Regions from separate parts of the Homo sapiens genome. Here region 1 is linked to region 2. A link is an interaction called in ENCODE POLR2A ChIA-PET data of the cell type or tissue named here. Cell type or tissue: PC-9. All regions are shown on one strand. Links, peaks and the distances in the headings refer to the core of each region. The heading gives the core; the rest is flanking DNA. Region 1 overlaps SYN3 (synapsin III). Region 2 overlaps SYN3 (synapsin III).

Evidence for each region. Peaks named below come from ENCODE experiments on the same cell type or tissue, not always from the same donor. Only the 100,000 strongest peaks of a DNase experiment are listed, where the experiment ranks them.
Region 1: POLR2A ChIA-PET joins it to region 2 with 12 read pairs; 3 of 35 experiments call an interaction of 5 or more read pairs at or near these places.

The regions. Positions count from the first base shown.
Region 1 is chr22:32,599,559-32,609,328 of GRCh38, reverse strand. The region is part of intron 6 of SYN3 (synapsin III); the gene reads left to right. Among named protein-coding and RNA genes, the nearest start is that of SYN3-AS1, 30 kb to the right of the region's middle. In PC-9, for the core only: no CTCF peak of the experiment used is centred there; a DNase peak (open chromatin) is centred at 6,218; H3K27ac peaks cover 908 bases.
Region 2 is chr22:32,755,477-32,765,246 of GRCh38, reverse strand. All of the region lies in intron 6 of SYN3 (synapsin III), which reads left to right. Among named protein-coding and RNA genes, the nearest start is that of TIMP3, 41 kb to the left of the region's middle. RefSeq lists an enhancer at 839-1,349 and a silencer at 7,489-7,670. In PC-9, for the core only: CTCF peaks have their summits at 2,877 and 3,082; DNase peaks (open chromatin) are centred at 3,716 and 8,016; H3K4me3 peaks cover 902 bases; H3K27ac peaks cover 5,138 bases.

The DNA.
Region 1 (9,770 bases), core at 1,259-9,258, 160 kb after region 2:
ATTTATTGAGACAGAGTCTCACTCTGTCGCCCAGGCTGGAGTAGTGGCTCCATCTCCGCTCACCGAAAGCTCCGCCTCCCGGATTCACGCCATTCTCCTCCCTCAGCCTCCCGAGTAACTGGGACTACAGGCACCTGCAACCACGTCCAGCTAATTTTTTGTATTTTTAGTAGAGACGGGGTTTCACCATGTTAGCCAGGATGGTCTCGATCTCCTGACCTCGTGATCCACCCGCCTCGGCCTCCCAAAGTGCTGGGATTACAGGTGTGAGCCACCAGGCCTGGCCCAATTTAATAACTTTAAAAATAAATTCAAAGCAGATATTTTTACAATAAATAGTACAAAAAGGAAAACTTTAAAAAAAAGAAGAAGAAAAAAAGAGCAATGGCTATCACTGTATCAAGTACTAATTTGAAGGAGGGGGAGTTGTACTGATTTTAACTGCGTATCAGTTTAAATTATCCCCAAAGAGTTTCTGGCTAGGATCCAGATACCTATAACATGTATTTTACATGAAAACTCAAATCTTCACAACAACGTCGATTTTGGGTGTGCTTATTCCCATTTATAGGTAAAGCAGCTGAGACTGGAAAGGCTAAGAAACTTGCCAAGGATATCCCCATAGGAACTGATGCTAATGATATTTAAACGCAAGTCTGCCTGGCTTCAAAGCCTATCTTCTCTCTTCCAGCTAATTTCATGGCACTGCACAAATAGTTTCTCTGAACCAGATGAAATGCCTTTGCCTACAGCCCCAAGCAAACAGTATTTCTTCTATGCAATACCAAGACAACAGTACTTTTAAACAAAAGTTTACATTTATCTTTAATCTTAAGACATTAAATGTGTGAACATCAACTGAAGCAAAGAAATGTGGACACTGAAGTAATTGTTATTCAACTATTTTCTGAAGTAACTAAGAAGAACAGTAATTCCCATATTAAGGATCATCTGACATGGGCTGGGCATGGTGGCTCACACCTGTAATCCCAACACTTTGGGAAGCCGAAGCGGGCGGATCATTTGACGTCAGGAGTTCGAGACCACTCTGGCCAACATGGCAAAACCCCACCTCTACTAAAAATACAAAAAAATTAGCTGGGCGTGGTGGCACGTGCCTGTAATCCCAGCTACTCAGGAGGCTGAGGTGGGGGAATCGCTTGAACCCAGGAGGCGGAGGTTGCAGTGAGCCGAGATCACACCACTGCACTCCAGCCTGGGTGACAGACAGAGCGAGACTCCATCTCAAGAATAAATACTTTTTTTAAAAGGGTCATCTGACTTGGAAAGGGGTGCTTTTCCCCATCTACAGATGCAGCTGGAACAAGACTGTCAAAAAAAGTAAATTATAGCACAAGCCCAGAGGGTCTGTGATCCCGCAGCTGCGTGTATCCATGTGGCTCAGGGTGGTCTTCGCTTCCCCGTCATTTAGGATCATTCAGACCCTCCCCAGAGCCACAGTTTGCTGGAGATGTTGTCTGCATGGTGAGTGTCACCCAGGAGGATCCTCATGGGAGACTGAACCTGTTCTATGCTATAAACATCACACAGGCAAGAACAAGAAAAGCAGACAAATATTGCCATCCTATCAGTTTGTTTATTTTTGACTATTCCGTTTCTCAGGGAAACAGGAAATGTAAGATAATGGAATATTTGTTTTTTGGTAGGGCAGATTTCGTTTCATTTTTCTGAATATGCTACCGGTATTTTCCCAAGACAGACTTAAGGTGGAAGGAGGTGATGCAGGGAGTTCAGAGGTGGGATTAGAAGGCCAGAGAGCTCGAGGCTGGGCAGGGAGACCACAGACCTCACTCTGCAAACATCTCCTGGGCCCTCCTGTGTGCCTGACCAGGGTCAGGACAGGTATAAGGATGAAGAAGGCAGGCAGGATCTCTATCTTGGGCACCTGGGCGGGTGGTGGCAGCGTTGACTGAGGTTGGGGTACAAGAAGAGAAGAGAACATTTTTGATGGGAATTCATGCAGTTGTTTGGAAATGTTGAGTTGCAGGTTCTGCAGCAGCACCTGGCGGCCGGGATCAGGAGGCAGGTCTGTCATTCAGGAGAGGCCTGAGGGTTCAATGTTGAGCAGCCACAGACACTGCCCCACCGCTTCTCTTGGAGTCAGACATTCCTCAACAATCACACAGATCCATTTGAAATGGCTAAGAAGGAAGAACAGATGAGCAGACTGTGACATAGGCAGGGAGATGCAAGCCAGCTGCTTGGGGAGGTGATGTTGGAGCTGACTTCTGAAGCATGCAGACATGGACACAGGAAGGGGAACATCACACATAGGGGCCTGTTGTGGGGTGGGGGGAGGCGGGGAGGGACAGCATTAGGAGATATACCTAATGTTAAATGACGAGTTAATGGGTGCAGCACACCAACATGGCACATGTATACATATGTAACAAACCTGCACGTTGTGCACATGTACCCTAAAACTTAAAGTATAATAAAAATAAATAAATAAATAATTATTTTTTAAATAAATACTTATTTAAAAATTAAAAAAATAAAAAATAAAAAATAAAGAGTTGGCTGAATGAAGAGGAGCAGAGAGGGACTTCGCTGCAGGCAATAAAAACAGCATATGCAAAGCCCCTGTGGCCAGAGGGGACAGCACTAGTATACTAGTATCCAGGCTGGGGAGAAAGCCACTGAGCCTGGGCCAGAGAGGCTGATGGGGGAGTGTGGGTAAGATGGGTTTGGAGCAGAAGGCAGGGGTCAGACCACACAGAGCCCCGTAAGCCGTGAAGTTTTGTCTTAACATATTTGCGTTTCCACATTTCACTCCTCTAAATGGCATTTGGTAGATTTGTCACAACATGGCAGAATTACAGAAGAGTTGCAAAGGTCATCTTGTCTGTGCTCCTCCTCCTGACAGGAGTGTCTCTATGTGCCGTGCTTAAAATTCCAAGGAGAGTCTGTCAGATGCTACACAGCAAGGTTAAGCTTTATGAAGCAGCCGTGGGAGTGCTCCTGTGCTTTCTGTTGAATGAGTCTGTTTTAAATGTCTACCACAAACCCCATTTCCGGGCTGCCCCATTTCTGTCAAAGGCTTCGTAACGCGCTCCCTGCTCACAACCTGGGCCTCAGGCTTCCTTCCCCTTCCCTTCCCTTCCTGCTTCCAAGGAATAACAGATCAGCCTTTGACATCCCATGGCCCCCACTTGCTGCCGTGCCCCTGAGATCATAGATGTGGAGGAGATGAGAGCAAGGGCAGACTGCCGTCCTACTCCAGGCCAGCCAGGCCCTGGGCATCCTCTAAGTTCATTTGTGCCTCTCCACTAGCAACAACCATCCAGTGACCAACTCCTCAGTGACCAAAATCTATTATAATGTCCATTCCTCCCATCAATCTGGTGGGATTCAAGTGATCTTCCTATTTGGGGCATGAGGAAACTGAGTCACAGAGTGGTCGGTGACTTACCCAAGGGCTCACAACTGTAAATGTGGGAGCCAGAAGTGAACTGGCATCCTTCTACCCATGTCCATGCTGCTGCCACCTTGCCCTGCCCTGCCCAGTGATGACTGCAGCCAGTCTTGTCCTAACAGGTCTGCTGGCCTCCACCCACGTGCTCCAGTTCTGGGTGCAGGGGAAGCACTGGATGATCATAGTTGTCCAGAGGCGGCACCATGCAGGAGGGAGCAGGGGCGGGTGGCTCTGGCTGAATCCTAGCTCTTCCACTTTCTTGCTGAGTGATCTTAGGCCAAAAACTTCACCTCTCTTTGCCTTTATTTCCATGTATGTAAAATGGAATAAAGATAGGAGCTACCTCACAGAAGAAGTATCAAGAGGCTTACGTGGGGCGATATATGTAAAGTGCTTAGCCCCATGCCTGGTACACACTAAGGGCTCAAGAGATATGAGCTGTTGTTTCCACAGCCTCCAGAGAACTCTTCCTAAAGCCTGCTCTACAGGTGTCTACCCCACTGCATCCAAACCCTCGACGGCTGCCTGGTAGCCATGAAACACAGTTCAAACTCCTACCTCTGGTGCCAGGCCCTTCCCAAGCTTGCCATTCCTGATCTGTCCGCCCTAATTCTGGCTGCATCCCCAACAAACCTTCCACTCGAATCACCACATTCCTCCTGACTCTGCCTGTTCGCATATGACTTCTCCCGCTTGTTGTGGGAGACTTCGTCTAATACGCATTCAACAAACGCGCTTACTGTCTGCCGGGCCTTGTGGAGAGTCTAGAGACGCAGTGGTAAACAAAACAAGCAAAGTTCCTGTCCTCAGACCACCTATGGGGAGTGGAGAAACAGACAGTTAAAAAAAAGATGAATGTATAATTCTTTTTTTTTTTTTTTTTTTCTGAGATGGAGTCTCGCTCTATCGCCCAGGCTGGTGTGCAGTGGCGCCATCTCGGCTCACTGCAAGCTCCACCTCCCGGGTTCACACCATTCTCCCGCCTCAGCCTCCCGAGTAGCTGGGACTACAGGCACCCGCCACCACGCCCGGCTAATTTTTTTGCATTTTTAGTAGAGAGTGGGTTTCACCGTGTTAGCCAGGATGGTCTCGATCTCCTGACCTCGTCATCTGCCCGCCTCAGCCTCCCAAAGTGCTGGGATTACAGGCGTGAGCCACCGCGCCCAGTCATGAATGTATAATTCTAAATGGTGTCTAGAGCTAGGAAAAGAGAACTCTCAGAGTGAGATAGAGAAGATAACAGGAAGTGCCTACGGGAGACCAGTGGCCCGGGAGGGCTTTTCAGGGACAGAATTTCAGCGGAGACATGAGTATGAGACGGGACTGGCCTAGAAAAGAGTGTGAGGGAGGGTATCTCAGCGGAGACATGAGTATGAGACGGGATTGGCCTAGAAAAGAGTGTGAGGGAGGGTATCTCAGGGAAACAGGGAACAGCTTACGCAAAGACCGTGGCTGGAGGGAGTGCGGCACATTCAGTAAAGAACTGAAAGGTCAGTAGGCTGTAACTGGGAGTTAGGGGTTGGGCTGAGGAGGAGGAGGGAGACACATGAGATGAAACAGAAGACATGGGGGAGAGCTGGATCAGGCAGAGCCTTGGAGGCAGGAAATGGAGGCCAGCTCCTCCTGGAAGTCTTCCCAGACTTCAGTCCTTGATTTCTTCCTCCAGATTCTTCTCGATCTTGATTTTCCCATCGCTTACGTAGGACCAGACTCTGACTATTTAAATCTTCAGAGTCAAGAACATAGGAGGAGTTGCCTCCTTTGGTGGGAGGCTGTCCGGGCCACTCTAAAGTCCTGTTTCTCTGACTCTGTGGATTGAGGATGCGGCTGTGACTAGGCTGACCTGGGCTTCCACTCCCATCTCTAATCCTCCCAAGGGAACACCCAGCATAGGCACTGGGCTACCCCGAGTATTTTGGTTTCTTTGGGTTCTTTTGAATAAAGCCCTTATCTGGGTGGGGATCTCTGTTTTCCAAAATCGGTCTGCCCCTTCTGACAGGATGTCAGGCCTCTTACGCCACTGGGCAGTGCTGCACTCTGGAGTGCCCAGGGCATGTGAGCGGGACAGGGAGCCTGTGAGAGGCTGATGCAGACCTCGGCATCCCCAGGGGAACTAAATAAAGCTATTGTTGGGAAGGGAAGAGAGAAAATAGCCGGCAAGATGTTTTTTGTCCTCTGTGACCTGTCTGTGTTTGGGGAGGGGCTGGCATGTTGCAAAGGGGTAGAAGTGGGAATGGCCTTCGACACCCATTTGAACAGCTTGGGAAGTGGGGTGGCCACAGGGCAGCAGCACCGTCTTCACTGTCTGGCTTCGGGCAAAGGGCTGTGTTTTCTTTCTTTCTTTTTTTTTTTTTTCTTTTTTTTTGAGACGGAGTCTCGGAGTCTCGCTCTGTCGCCCAGGCTGGAGTGCAGTGGCACGATCTCGGCTCACTGAAAGCTCCACCTCCTGGATTGACGCCATTCCCCTGCCTCAGCCTCCCTAGTAGCTGGGACTACAGGTGCCCGCCACCATACCTGGCTATTTTTTTTTTTTTTTGTATTTTTAGTAGAGATGGGATTTCACCATGTTAGCCAGGATGGTCTCCATCTCCTGACCTTGTGATCCGCCCGCCTTGGCCTGCCAAAGTGCTGGGATTACAGGCATGAGCCACCGCGCCCGGCCAGCGCTGTGTTTTGTTATCTATAACATGGGGGAGGGAAAGGATGCTACCATCCATAAAGTGCCTGGTCCCGTTCCTGGCCCTTCTTACATGACAATAAATACAGTCACTTTTAGCCTGGAGGTAATATGGTGGCTGATTCACCCCGTATGCAATGCCATGGCATCCGGTTTCATTTCTTGAGCTCTAACAACTGACTTTAGAAATAGAAGCCTGGGCGACAGAGCGAGACTCCATCTCAAAAAAAAAAAAAAGAATGTCTCCAAATTCTGCTGGTTCTCCCTTTGAAAATCTCCTGGACTGGCCTGGAGGAATTAAAACACTAGCTCATAAGGACATGTGTACAAAGATGTTTAATGAAGTCTCGTTTATAGTAGCAGAGAGAGAATGAATAACACAAATGTCTATTAATAGGAAACCAGTGCACGTGTACATGTGTAGACGGTGCAGCTATTATTAAAACTATCAGGATTGGCTGGGCGCGGTAGCTGACGCCTGTAATCTCAGCACTTTGGGAGGCCGAGGCAAGCGGATCACAAGGTCAGGAGATGAAGACCATCCTGGCCAACATGGTGAAACCCCGTCTCTACTAAAAATACAAAAATTAGCTGGGCATGGTGGCTCGTGCCTGTAATCCCAGCTACTCAGGAGGCTGAGGCAGGAGAATCGCTTGAACCAGGGAGTTGGAGGTTGCAGTGAGCTGAGATCGTGTCACTACACTCCAGCCTGGCAACAGAGCAAGACTCTGTCTCCAAAAACAAACAAACAAACAAACAAAACAAAACAAAACAAAAAACTATCGGGATAGAACTATCTTTATTGACATGGGAGGAGGGGTGTATACAGTGTGACGTTAAGAGATAAGAGCTATTTTCAAAAATACAAACATCAGCCTCAGCCATATCCGTGCATACGTGTTTGCAAAGATTGCACGTGGTGAGGGATGGGCAGGAATACACCCCAGACACACTGGGGAGGTGAGATTAGTTACCTGGTCTGGAGAAGGGGAGTGGGGAAAGATAGAAGAAAATAAAAACATCTGTAGCAAAAATAAGAAAACACTTATGGTATAATATTAAGTGAGAAGATAGATGCAAAATTCTACCTCTAATATTGTTGTAAAGTATCCTGGGGGTTTTATTGGACATATAAAAATTATAAGGTAATGTGGACCAATGCAAACACTGATTTGGTTAGACAATGAGATTGTAGACAATTTTTGTCTTGAATTTCTCTGGTCATTTTAATACTATTATTTCAATAAAGAAGTGTCACAAAAAAAAAAAAAGAAAAGAAAAGAAAAGCTCTGGGAGTGCTCCCACTCCCTCTACCATTTCTTCCCAGTCCAGGCCCAACCAGTGGCATTTACTGTCTTTAGAATGAATTCCAAACTGGCCCCTGGCCCTTCAGTCACCACTAGCACAAATCCATCCTGCCCACAGCTGGCAGGTCGCTCCCCGGTTCCAGAACTATCCTGCTTCCCCACTGTCCATCCAAGCAACCTGAACTCCCCTCTTTGGTTTCAAAGGCCCCCAATAATCTGGCCCCAAATTACCTCTTCTGTGTCCCCAGCACTAGCCCGGAGTCTTGCCAGCCCATACGTGGTTCTAAAAAGATTGCTGTTTCCCACAAGTCAAAGTAAAAAATGGCAAAGGAGGCTGGGCGCAGTGGCTCACGCCTGTAATCCCAGCACTTTGGGAGGCCAAGGCGGGTGGATCACGAGGTCAGGAGATCCAGACCATTCTGGCTAACACGGTGAAACCCCGTCTCTACTAAAAATACAAAATATTAGCCGGGCGTGGTGGCGGGCGCCTGTAGTCCCAGCTACTCCGGAGGCTGAGGCAGGAGAATGGCGTGAACCCAGGAGGCAGAGCTTGCAGTGAGCTGAGATCGCACCACTGCACTCCAGCCTGGGCGACAGAGCAAGACTCCATCTCAGAAAAAAAAAAAGAAAGAAAAAAAAAGGCAAAGGAAAATTTCCCCTAGTATCAGGAAAATCCATTGCTTTGGATGAATTCTGAAATGTTTTCTGTGAAATATCTTACTTAAACATTCTCAGATTTTGCTAGATTGACTTTCTGTGTTCTCTAAATACAGATACAGCACCTACTCCACAATTTCTAGCAATGAACACATTCCTCCAATTTCATTTAAGAACCCTGGAGAAGGACATGCCGTTCAAATATACAATTCTGTTCAGCAATCACCTGCAAAATAGATTTATTGCAGATCAAATCATATTAAGTGGCCGGGAGGGGTGGCTCACGCCTGTTATCCCAGAACTTTGGCAGGCCGAGGTGGGTGGATTACCTGAGGTCAGGAGTTCGGGACCAGCCTGGCCAACATAGTGAAACCCGGTCTCTACTGAAAATACAAAAATTAGCCAGGCATGGTGGCACAGCCTGTAATACCAGCTACTCGGAAGTCTGAGGCAGGAGAATTGCTTGAGCCCAGGAGACAGAGGTTGCAGTGAGCCGAGATTGTGCCACTGCACTCCAGCCTGGCAGACAGAGCAAGACTCTGTCTCAAAAAAAAAAAATCATATTAAGTTGCATAAAATAAATCCTTCCTTCCTATGGGTCTTTGTTTATTAGAGCTCATGAAGAATCTAAACATGCCCCACGGGAAGACCGTGGTGGTCTGCACCATTCACCCTTGGGGGAACTCTGTGCCTTCTATCCATCCACCCACAACCTACTCATCCTTCAGAACCCTGGTCAGAGCCTCATTTCCTCTGGAGCAGGGGTCCCCCACCTCTGGGCCACAGACCAGTACAGGTCCATGGCCTGTTAGAAACAGAGCTGCACAGCAGAAGGTGAGCCGTGGGTAAGTGAGTGAGGCTTCATCTGTATTTACAGCCACTCTGCATCACTCGCACGACCGCCTGAGCCCCATCTCCTGTCAGATCAGAGGCAGCATTAGATTCTCATAGGAGTACTAACCCTGTCGTGAATTGCGCATTCGAGGAATGTAGGTTGCCCTCTCGTTATGTAAATCTAATGCCTGATGATCTGTCACTGTCTCCCATCACCCCCAGATGGGACTGTCTAGTTGCAAGAAAACAAGCTCAGGGCTCCCACTAATCCTACATTATGGTGAGTTGTGTAATTATTTCATCATGTATTACAAGGTAATAATAATAGAAATAAAATGCACAATAAATGCAATGCTCTGGAATCATCCTAAAACCATCCCCTCATCCCCCTCTAGTTCGTGTAAAAATTCTCTTCCACAAAACTGGTCCCTGGTGCCAAAAATGTTGGGCTCTGCTCTGGAGACTTGCACATGACCGCGACGTACCCCACAGCTTCCTGCCATGCTGCCTCACTCTGCTCTTTCATTGTACAGCCCATGGGTCCAAGCAGATAATAAATCCTCTGAGGGCAGAAATCTTGTCTCAACCTTTGGTGTGCCCCAACCAGCACAAGACACATAACTAGCCACATAGTTCTCATTCAGTCGTGCCCACGCAATTGATTTGATATTATTTTATTGATCACTATCATGGGGGGTGGGGAGCATTTATTACACCCCAGATATGCATATGATTCCCAGAAAAGTGTGCCTTGATGGAGAGAGTGCTTGATGGAGAGTCAAGACACATAAACTTGACTTCCGGCGCAGTGGCTCACACCTGTAATCCCAGCACTTTGGGAGGCTGAGGCGGGCGGATC
Region 2 (9,770 bases), core at 488-8,487:
TTGAAGACCCCGACATTCCAGTTCCCAGAGCTAATTTTAACTTCTTGGGACTGGCTTGTTCTGAGTGACCCTCACCACTGCCTCTCTGGCCCTCTGGTGCACACAGTCCACACTCACACACTCTCTCGCTCTCAAACCAGGGAAAAATAGTTGTCATCCAGGCCAGCAAACGGCGAGGTCTCAAAGACCCTCAGGAAGCCGGAAACTGGACAGTGGGGTGGGGTGGGGGCGCAGGATGGGGCCCTGGAAGGACAAGAGGGTGGGGGTGGGGAACAACTTCCTGCCTCCCAAATAAGGAGATGATGTCAATCGGCTCAGTCATGATTTCACAACCTACTTAAGAGCTTTGAGGAGAGAGACTATGAGGGAGGAAGAATGTCCATGAATCAGAATGAGGACAGATGGCAGAGGCTTGCCATTGCTCCCCACCACTGCAATGTTCACACATGTGAACTTCAACCTGCTGAAGGGGCTGAGTTCAGATTCACGCCTTGGGGTCTCCAGTCAGGAGATAGAATTTGCAGTAAGTTTTAAATGCCCCTAATTCCATAGTGGGGAGGCACCAAGAGTCAGAGACATCACGTGACTTCCCCCAGTTTGGGATATTAGCGGGAGATTATGTAAATCCACAGCCAGAGCCAACACTGGAACCCCAGCCAAGACCAGAACCTGCCTTCCAGCCCAGTGTTCTTCCAGGCCACGAGGCTGCCTTCTGCTGCGTTTCTGATCCATTTCTCGTGATCCGAAAGCAGCCCACTGGTTCCTCCAGCACCCGCAGCAGTGAGGCTGTTGGGTCATTCTCTTCCAAACTTGCTTTCTCAACGCAGTCTTTGCCGGCTTCTCTACAAAGGGTGAAGTTGGGGGTTGGGGGTGACATCCATGGGGAAATGAGTGGGCCCCAGCCTGGGAGTGGTGAGCAGTTACAGAAAACGGGGACATTTTGTTTCTGTGCTTGATCCTCTGTCTGCCAGTTCCTTAAGAAAGCTGATTAAAAATGGGGTCTTCGCCAGGCACAGTGGCTCACACCTGTAATCTCAGCACTTTGGGAGGCCGAGGCGGGTGGATCACCTGAGGTCTGGAGTTCGAGACCAGCCTGGCCAACCTGGAGAAACCCCGTCTCTACTAAAAAGTATATACAAAAATTAGCTGGGTGTGGTGGTGGATGCCTGTAATCCCAGCTAGTCGGGAGGCTGAGGCAGGAGAATCACTTGAATCCGGGAGGCAGAGGTTGCAGTGAGCCGAGATTGCGCCATTGCACTCCAGCCTGAGCGACAGAGTGAGACTCAGTCTCAAAAAAAAAAAGGGGGGGGGGGCTTCTACACCAAATTTTGGAGGCATCAGTCATCAGCAGCAATTGTCCGCTTCCCTCAAATCCTCCCCCTACTATCTCAGCCTGCTTTTCCATACCCTGATCTCCTTCCCCTTTCCTTTCAGCTTCATCTACTTTCTTCCCTGAGCTTGGGATCCTGGCCTTTCCTCACCTGGGGAAGTGAAAAAACAAAACAAAAACAAACAGAAAAAAAGTTTCCTACTAAGGCAGAATCCTCCATTGGCTTCACCTGTCAGACTCCCAGTCACTCCAGACACTCTCCATCTCGATATACTGGATTGCCCGGGCAGTACTGCATGGCTACCAGCATGCAGACTGTCTGGATTTGAGTCCTGGCTCTGCCTCGGTTTTCACATCTGTAAAATGGAAATAAACAGTGTAGGGTTGCCTTGAAGACTAAATGAGCTCATATGATATGTACCAATGTAAAACTTCATCAAGAAGTACTCTTAAGATTAGAGCACTTGGCCAGGCGTGGTGGCTCACGCCTGTAATCCCAGCACTTTGGGAGGCCAAGGCAGGCGGATCATGAGGTCAGGAGATCAAGACCATCCTGGCTAACATGGTAAAACCCCATCTCTACTAAATAATGCAAAAAAAAAATTAGCCAGGCGTGGTGGCAGGCGCTTGTAATCCCAGCTACTCGAGAAGCTGAGGCAGGAGAATGGCGTGAACCCGGGAGGCGGAGCTTGCAGTGAGCTGAGATAGTGCCACTGCACTCCAGCCTGGGCGACAGAGTGAGACTCCATCTCAAAAAAAAAACAACAACAACAAAAAATAGATCACTTTACTAATTTACTGTGTATATGTTATGTTACACTTTAAAAAAAAGATGAAATGAGTTCATACATTCAAAGCATTCAAAACAGTGTCTGGCACATAGTAAGCACTCAATAAGATACTAATTGTTGTTATTGTAGCTATTGTTATTTAGCCTTGGTCCCCTTGAGGACTATGTGATTAATATTCCTTGCTCCTAAGTGTCTAGAGTAATGAAAGTATCTCCTATTTGACTCATGCTTTCTGGCTTACCAAGCTCTTCCCTGTGCATTCTCTCAACAGCCCTTTGAGATGATTACTATTTTCCTTACCTTACAAATGGGGAAGCTGAGGCTCAGAAAGAAGGAGTTGACTTGCCCCAGATCATCCTATCAATAAGTGGGAACCAGGGCGTGCCCCCAAGTCCATGTGACTTTCATGCAAGGGCGCCCGCCCCACCTCGCTCTGTCCATCAGCAGACCTGTTCTTCTATATCACCTGACTTCCTGGTTGCAGACACTGGGTTTCGCGACCCTGGCCATCTTTATGCCCTTTAGGAAGTGACCTCCCCAAGGTCTCATGGCTTAATACACCAAAGCTGAAATAGATCCCAGGTATCCTGAATTAATTTCTAATCTGGCACCATTTCCACCACAACCTTTTATCTTGTTGGTCCTTTTCCAATTCAGATGTGTTATAACAAAGAGAAAGACATTTTCTGTTTGTTTGTTGTTCCCACTGAGTTAAAGAAACTAAAGCCATTGCATTAGGAATTAGGGGAAAGACGTATGGACAGGGAGCAAGAGGGTGCCAGTCCCAGCCCACCGCTATAACCCTGAGGAAGGATGTATGGACGGGGAGAAGAGGGTGCCAGTCCCAGCCCACTGCTATAACCCTGGGGAAGGACGCATGGACAGGAGCAAGAGGATGCCAGTCCCAGCCCACTGCTTTAACCCTGAGGAAGGATGTATGGACAGGGAGCAAGATGGCGCTAAAATCCTACCCCACTGCTATAAACGTGCTGCCTTGAGTCCCTTCTCTTGCACTTAGGGTTCAAACTACTGGCTCGTTCTGTCTTCAGGAAGATGGCACCCTCTGGAGTCTGTGAAATGAGAAAACCGATGCCATCACCCACCCAAGCCCTCGCTAAGGACAGGTGGCACTCAGGGCAGACTCCTGAGACTCCTCACTCCAGCATCTGAGTCATTCACAAGCCCCGCAGGACCCCGTTTTCAGGTCTTCCCCTTCCCCATCCCGTATCCGACAATCTCCGGGTGCAGTTATTTTAAGGAAAATTCCACCAGGCAAAACCTCACAGAGACACTAATGTTTGAGGGTTTGGTTCTTCCTGCCTCCCATTGGAGACTGGTTTTGAGGTTGTTTCGCTGAATCACTGGGTGAAAAGTAAATAAATAAATGGAGGAAGGAAATCTTGCTTTAAAAGGAATTTTGTGGCCTCCCCGCAAAACAAAGCAGCTGTTATCACCAAAGAAATCTGCAGGACCTGACCTCTCTGGGACTATACTGCATTCTGGGGTTTCAGAGGCACCCCCACCAGAAGCACCTGCCCCACTGCCTTCAAGAGGTGCTCAAAACTGGGCTGCCAGCCCTCAGGAGCAAGCTGGCTAAATCCCATGGCCTCTGGGAAGCCTGACCTTGCTGTTGTCCCCCCACTCCCTTCCAGGGTCAGTGAAGGGCTAGGAGTGACCTGCCCTGGGGTGTTGACATTCTGCAAATTTGCTCAGCTTCCTTTTGGGATCTCACACCCCTTCTCGTGACTCACGCGCATGGCTTCTATCGGCCACCCCTTGCCTCTCTCTCATGTCCCATTTCTTCCCTGGGCTCCTGCTCCTCATAAAAACCAAAGGAAAGAGAGCTTTTGGTAATCAACTAGTCCAATCCCCTCAACTTGGCAATATGGAAACTGAGGCCAGGAAAGCAACAGTAACCGGCACTGGGTCACACAGCACCTTTGCAGCAAGGTTAACACTAGAACTGAAGATGCATTGCCCCCTGCAGCATTTGACCAGCAGATGACCCAGTGGGCTTCAACTCTCCACCTCCCAGCCCTCAGAGGCTGGCAGCAGCTGCTGTCCTCTAGATTGAAGAGCTGGCTGGGACACCGTGTACCCCGGGAGCTCCCCCTGCTAGAGGGAACAGACTGGAAATGGGAGGTTGAGAGGAACATTGTAAGACAGGAACCCCTTACAATATCTATGACGCCAGTGTTTCCTTGACCCTGGACCAGCTGCCTGGGCAGTGTGAAGTGTCCTGGCCCATCATAGTCTTCTAAAGCATCTCACTCTCAAATATACTCAAAGTTTCTCTTTGGTCCTGCTAAAAATCTATCCATTGCTCTGGTTCCAACTCACTCCCAGTACCCCTGGCATTTGAGGCCTGCTGACATTTTCCTCATCTTCTCTCCCTGTCTGTCTTTACACCGCCCCTCTGAACCAGTGGGGAAGGACAGAGGAGCCCCACCCTCAGAGCCTGGTGAATTTCAGAAGCCTGGGCACTGTGGGTGTGGGCTAGGGTAGACGGTGGGAGGCTGGTGTGATGTGAGCTCTGCCCACGGGGGGCCCTGCATGTGCCTTCTGTCAACCTCCCCTGACTGTGGTGGAAGGGAAGACCACTCCAAAAGGAATGTCCACCTCATGCCCACTCTGAGACCCTGGGCACATGACATTACTTACCATCTCTGAGCCCCGTTTCCTCATGTGTGGGATGTCACTCCCCTTCATCCCACTTCGAGAACGAGATTTAGCAGCATAACTTGGGGAAGAATAAAGCTCCAAGCATGCAGGAGGTGCTCAGTAATTGTTTGCTTCTCCTCTCCTTCAACCGAAGGGCAGGGCAGGAGCAGAATGGAGGGAGACCTTCCTTTAGACTCAATCAAGGAAGGGCCGCAGGCCTGCATGGGTGCTGGCTGTTGGTGCGTGGCTGTTGGCTGGGGGCGGGTGGGTGCTGGCTGGGGGGTACGTGGGTGCTGGCTGGGGGGTGAGTGGGTGCTGGCTGCGGATGCATGGGTGCTGGCTGCTGGTGGGTGGGCGCTGGCTGGGGGCACGTGGGTGCTGGCTGGTGGTGGGTGGGTACTGGCTGCTGGTGGGTGGGTGCTGGCTGGGGGTGGGTGGGTACTGGCTGCTGGTGGGTGGGTGCTGGCTGGGGGTGGGTGGGTACTGGCTGGGGGTGGGTGGGTGCTGGCTGCTGGTGGGTGGGTGCTGGCTGCGGGTGCGTGGGTACTGGCTGCTGGTGGGTGGGTACTGGCTGCTGGTTGGTGGGTGCTGGCTGGGGGTGGGTGGGTACTGGCTGGTGGTGGGTGGGTGCTGGCTGATGGTGGGTGGGTGCTGGCTGGTGGTGCGTGGGTGCTGGCTGGGGGTGCCGTGGGTGCTGACTGGGGCTGGGTGGGTGCTGGCTGGGGGTGGGTGGGTGCTGGCTGATGGTGGGTGGGTGCTGGCTGGTGGTGCGTGGGTGCTGGCTGGGGGTGCCGTGGGTGCTGGCTGGGGGTGGGTGAGTGCTGGGGGTGGTAGGAATGTAGGAATCAGGCAGGTCGAGGGTGGATGGGGACATTTCTCCTCACCACCAGCTCTGTCAAGACAAGGGTCTCAGAACTGCCAGATCTCAAGGTTGGAAGAAATTACATTCCAAAATGTCAAGTAGTCTAGTCACAGGCTGATTTGAAAACACTCTTCTGTTAGCTGTGCCATGATTGAGAATTTCATCCCAGCCTGATGGTAGCAGGACCACGATTTTCATGGTCAACTAATAGTCGTTGAGCCCCTTGTACATATCCTGGGCTTTCTCATATTTGGTCCTTTCAAGAGCCCCATGGTGTGACCATCCATTTACCAAGAGGGAATTGACAGTTCCGGAAGATTAAATAATTTCCCCAAGCCTACACGGCTAATAATTTCATGTCATGAATATTTGTTGAACACCTCATGTGTGCTGGCTAGGCCTGGGAATGCAGCAGTGGAAAGGCAAGCTGGATTCCCTGTCTAATTCTGGGGCTCCTTCCACCTCCTCTTGCTTCTGTCTCTTCCATCTGGCGACCACAACTGAATACAGGGCTTAAAGAACTTAGAGAGATATTGAGAGGTTGGGATATAATCTTATGAGTAAATCTTAATGATGTGGTTAATGGTCCTCCATGGGGACAGGACCCTCCCTTGAAATGCAGTTTGGAAACTTGTGGGAAGACTTTTGGTTATCATCACAAGCAATGGGCACTATGGGCAGATAGTCAGGGGGACTGGGAATGCATACAGGATACTCTGCACAGCCAACAGCTGTCCTGCTACCCACAGGACTGTTGGATTTGGTCCTACCAGACACCATATAGGTGAAAAGTCATTTATAATTATCTGAGCCTAGAACCTAATTCCATATTAAATTCAAACACAAAGTATTTAGGCAGTGTGTTAGTCAGGGTTCCCAAGAGGGACAGAACTAATAAGACATATATATATATATATATATGAGTTTAGTAAGTATTAACTTACACAATCACAAGGTCCCACAATAGGGGCTGTCTGCAAGCTTGAGGAGCAAGGAGAGCCAGTCTGAGGCTCAAAACTGAAGAACTTAGAGTCCGACGTTTGAGGGCAGGAAGCATCCAGCACGGGAGAAAGATGTAGGCTGGGAGGCTAGGCCAGTCTTGTCTTTTCACATTTTTCTGCCTGCTTTATATTCACTGGCAGATGATTAGATTGTGCCCACCAGATTAAGGGTGGGTCTGTCTTCCCCAGCCCAGTGACTCAAATGTTAATCTCCTTTGGCAACACCCTCACAGACACACGCAGGATCAATATTTTGCATCCTTCAATCAAGTTGACACTTAGTATTAACCATCACAAGTCCACCCCTTGTTAACTTGAACCCATACACATCTCCTCAGATCATACATAATCTTCAAATAAAGACAATAATAAGGTCATAATTATGCCTAACATAATACAACTATCCTTGGTACAACCGGAAACAAACCAATCCCCAACCTAAATACTATTACATAAAGTTAACAATATTTAAATGCTGATATGAAGTCAATAAATCTTATGTGGCATGATAAAGGAAAAGGAAATAAAATGAAAATATTTTCTTAGTACAAGTGTATAAATGCACAAACATGTTTTTTAACCAAAGAAGGAGGAAATACTCATGACAGTTACAGTCCTCGTTTCTGCAGCTGGTCACATGGTCATAGCTGGTATTGATATTGCCTTCTTTTACTACGCATTTTGTATTCCCTTTGCCTTCAGCAAGCATCTCAGCAGGTCGTGGTTTTTTTCCTGGTGGAGTGACCCAAACCTTCATTCCTGAGGGGGTCTGGGTCACTTGTAGTCCTGCCTGGATTGGGCTGTTGTAGTTTCCCATTGACCTTAATCACAGGGCATGGTAATACTAAGAGATGTCCTAATGGATCTCCTGTATTCCACACATACTCTTCCTTGCCTCCTTTATGGAGTAGTAGACTGATTTCATCTTGATAGTCGGGGTCGATCAACCCAGCCACCACTGTAACTCCCTTCTTAGCTTGTGGACTTAAAGGTAGGAGGAGCCCAGGCCGGGCACGGTGGTTCACGCCTGTAATCCCAGCACTTTGGGAGGCCAAGGCTGGCGGATCACCTGAGGTCAGGAGTTAGAGACCAGCCTGACCAACATGGAAAAACCCCGTCTCTGCTAAAAATACAAAATTAGCTGGGCGTGGTGGCGCACCGCTGTAATCCCAGCCACTCAGGATGCTGAGGCAGGAGAATCGCTTGAACCCAGGAGGCGGAAATTGTGGTGAGCCGAGATTGCGCCATTGCACTCCAGCCTGGGCAAGAAGAGCAAAACTCCACCTCAAAAAAAAAAAAAAAAAAAAGGTAGGAGGAGCCCAAAGTGTCCAGATGGCAATCTTAACTCCAGTTTAATAGAATCATTGTTGTGTCTCCTGGTGGCAGTGTTCCTCCCTCTGGAACTAAGACCTATATGCCAGCAGAATGTAATGGTGTGAGAACAGGAAGCAAAAGCAAAAATCATGCTAGTGGATCACTAGGGGTGATGATGAGTGGCAGGAAGCACTTTCAATATTTGCTTTTCCTCCAAACCACCCCCCCTCAAAAAAAAGTGCAACCACTGTGTCAATTAAGGGACAATTATACTTTGCTTTATTTGAAACATTTCCGACAGTTGTTAATCATTTCAAAAAATCAAGTCACTGATGACAATGGCAATCCTACTTCTGGCATTTGAGTTGTTAATGAAACATTTCAGTTGGTGTGTTAGGCTTTTCTTTCATTGCTATAAAGAAATACCCAAAACTGGATAATTTACCAAGAAAAGAGATTGACTGGCTCATGGTTCTGCAGGTTGTACAGGACTGGCCCCGACACCTGCTCAGTTTCTGGTGAGGGCTTCAGGGAGCTTCTACTCATGGTGGAAGGCAAAGTCACATGGTGAGAGAGGTGGCTAGGAGTCAGGGGAGGTGCCACACACTTTTGAACAACCAGATCTCACGAGAGAGAATTCACTTACTATACTGAGGACAGCACCAAACCATGAGGGATCCACTCCCATGACCCAAACCCCTTCAACCAGGCCTCACCTCTAACACTGGGATTACATCTCAACGTGAGATTTGGAGGGGACATCCAAACTATATCAGTCGGCATGTATAGTTGTAAAATGCATGGCAATTCTATGCATAGGTGCAAGCATCAGACTGTCCATTTTCATTATAAATTATTATTTTTTATTATACTTTAAGTTTTAGAGTACATGTGCACAACGTGCAGGTTTGTTACATGTGTATACATGTGCCATGTTGGTGTGCTGCACCCATTAACTCGTCATTTAACATTAGGTATATCTCCTAATGCTATGCCTCTATAAATTATTTCTGTTTGATTTTTGCTTTATGTTACAGTTAGGGGACTCCAGTTAACTTTTTTTTTTTAATTGAACTTTAAGTTCTGGGATACATGTGCAGAATGTGCAGGTTTGTTACACAGGTATACACGTGCCATGGTGGTTTGCTGCACCCATCAACCTGTCATCTACATTAGGTATTTCTCCTAATGCTATCCCTCCCCAAGCCCCCCAACCCCCACAGGCCCCGGTGTGTGATGTTCCTCTCCCTGTGTCCATGCATTCTCATTGTTCAACTCCCACTTACGAGTAAAAACATGCGGCGTTTGTTTTTCTGTTCCTGTGTTAGTTTGCTGAGAATGATGGTTTCCAGCTTCATCCATGTCCCTGTAAAGGACGTGGACTCATTCTTTTTTATGGCTGTATAGTATTCCATGGTGCATATGGGCCACGTTTTAACTTTTTTAAAAAAAATTGTGTACGTAGGTTCACTATGAATTTTGTTTCAACATAGTACAAGGGGCATTAAGTGGTATTTGTCATAGAAGGGCATTGGTGTGTGAGAAGTTGGGGCTGGGGCCACCATGGTAGATGAAGGTTGCCCACAACAGAATGACAAAGTGTTCTTCCTCCTCCATCCTTGGAGGACAGAAGAGTGGAAGCTCTGCTTATGGGATTTGCAGTAGGCTTGGGGCATGATTTCCTGGGCAAGAAAGCTCTTTGTCTTTAGAGTAGATAAACTAATGGAAAGAACGCTGAGCTCGGAGTCAAAAGATCTGAGTTGGAATCATGGTTCTGCCACCTCCAGATGTTGGAACCAGGCAAAACTTCT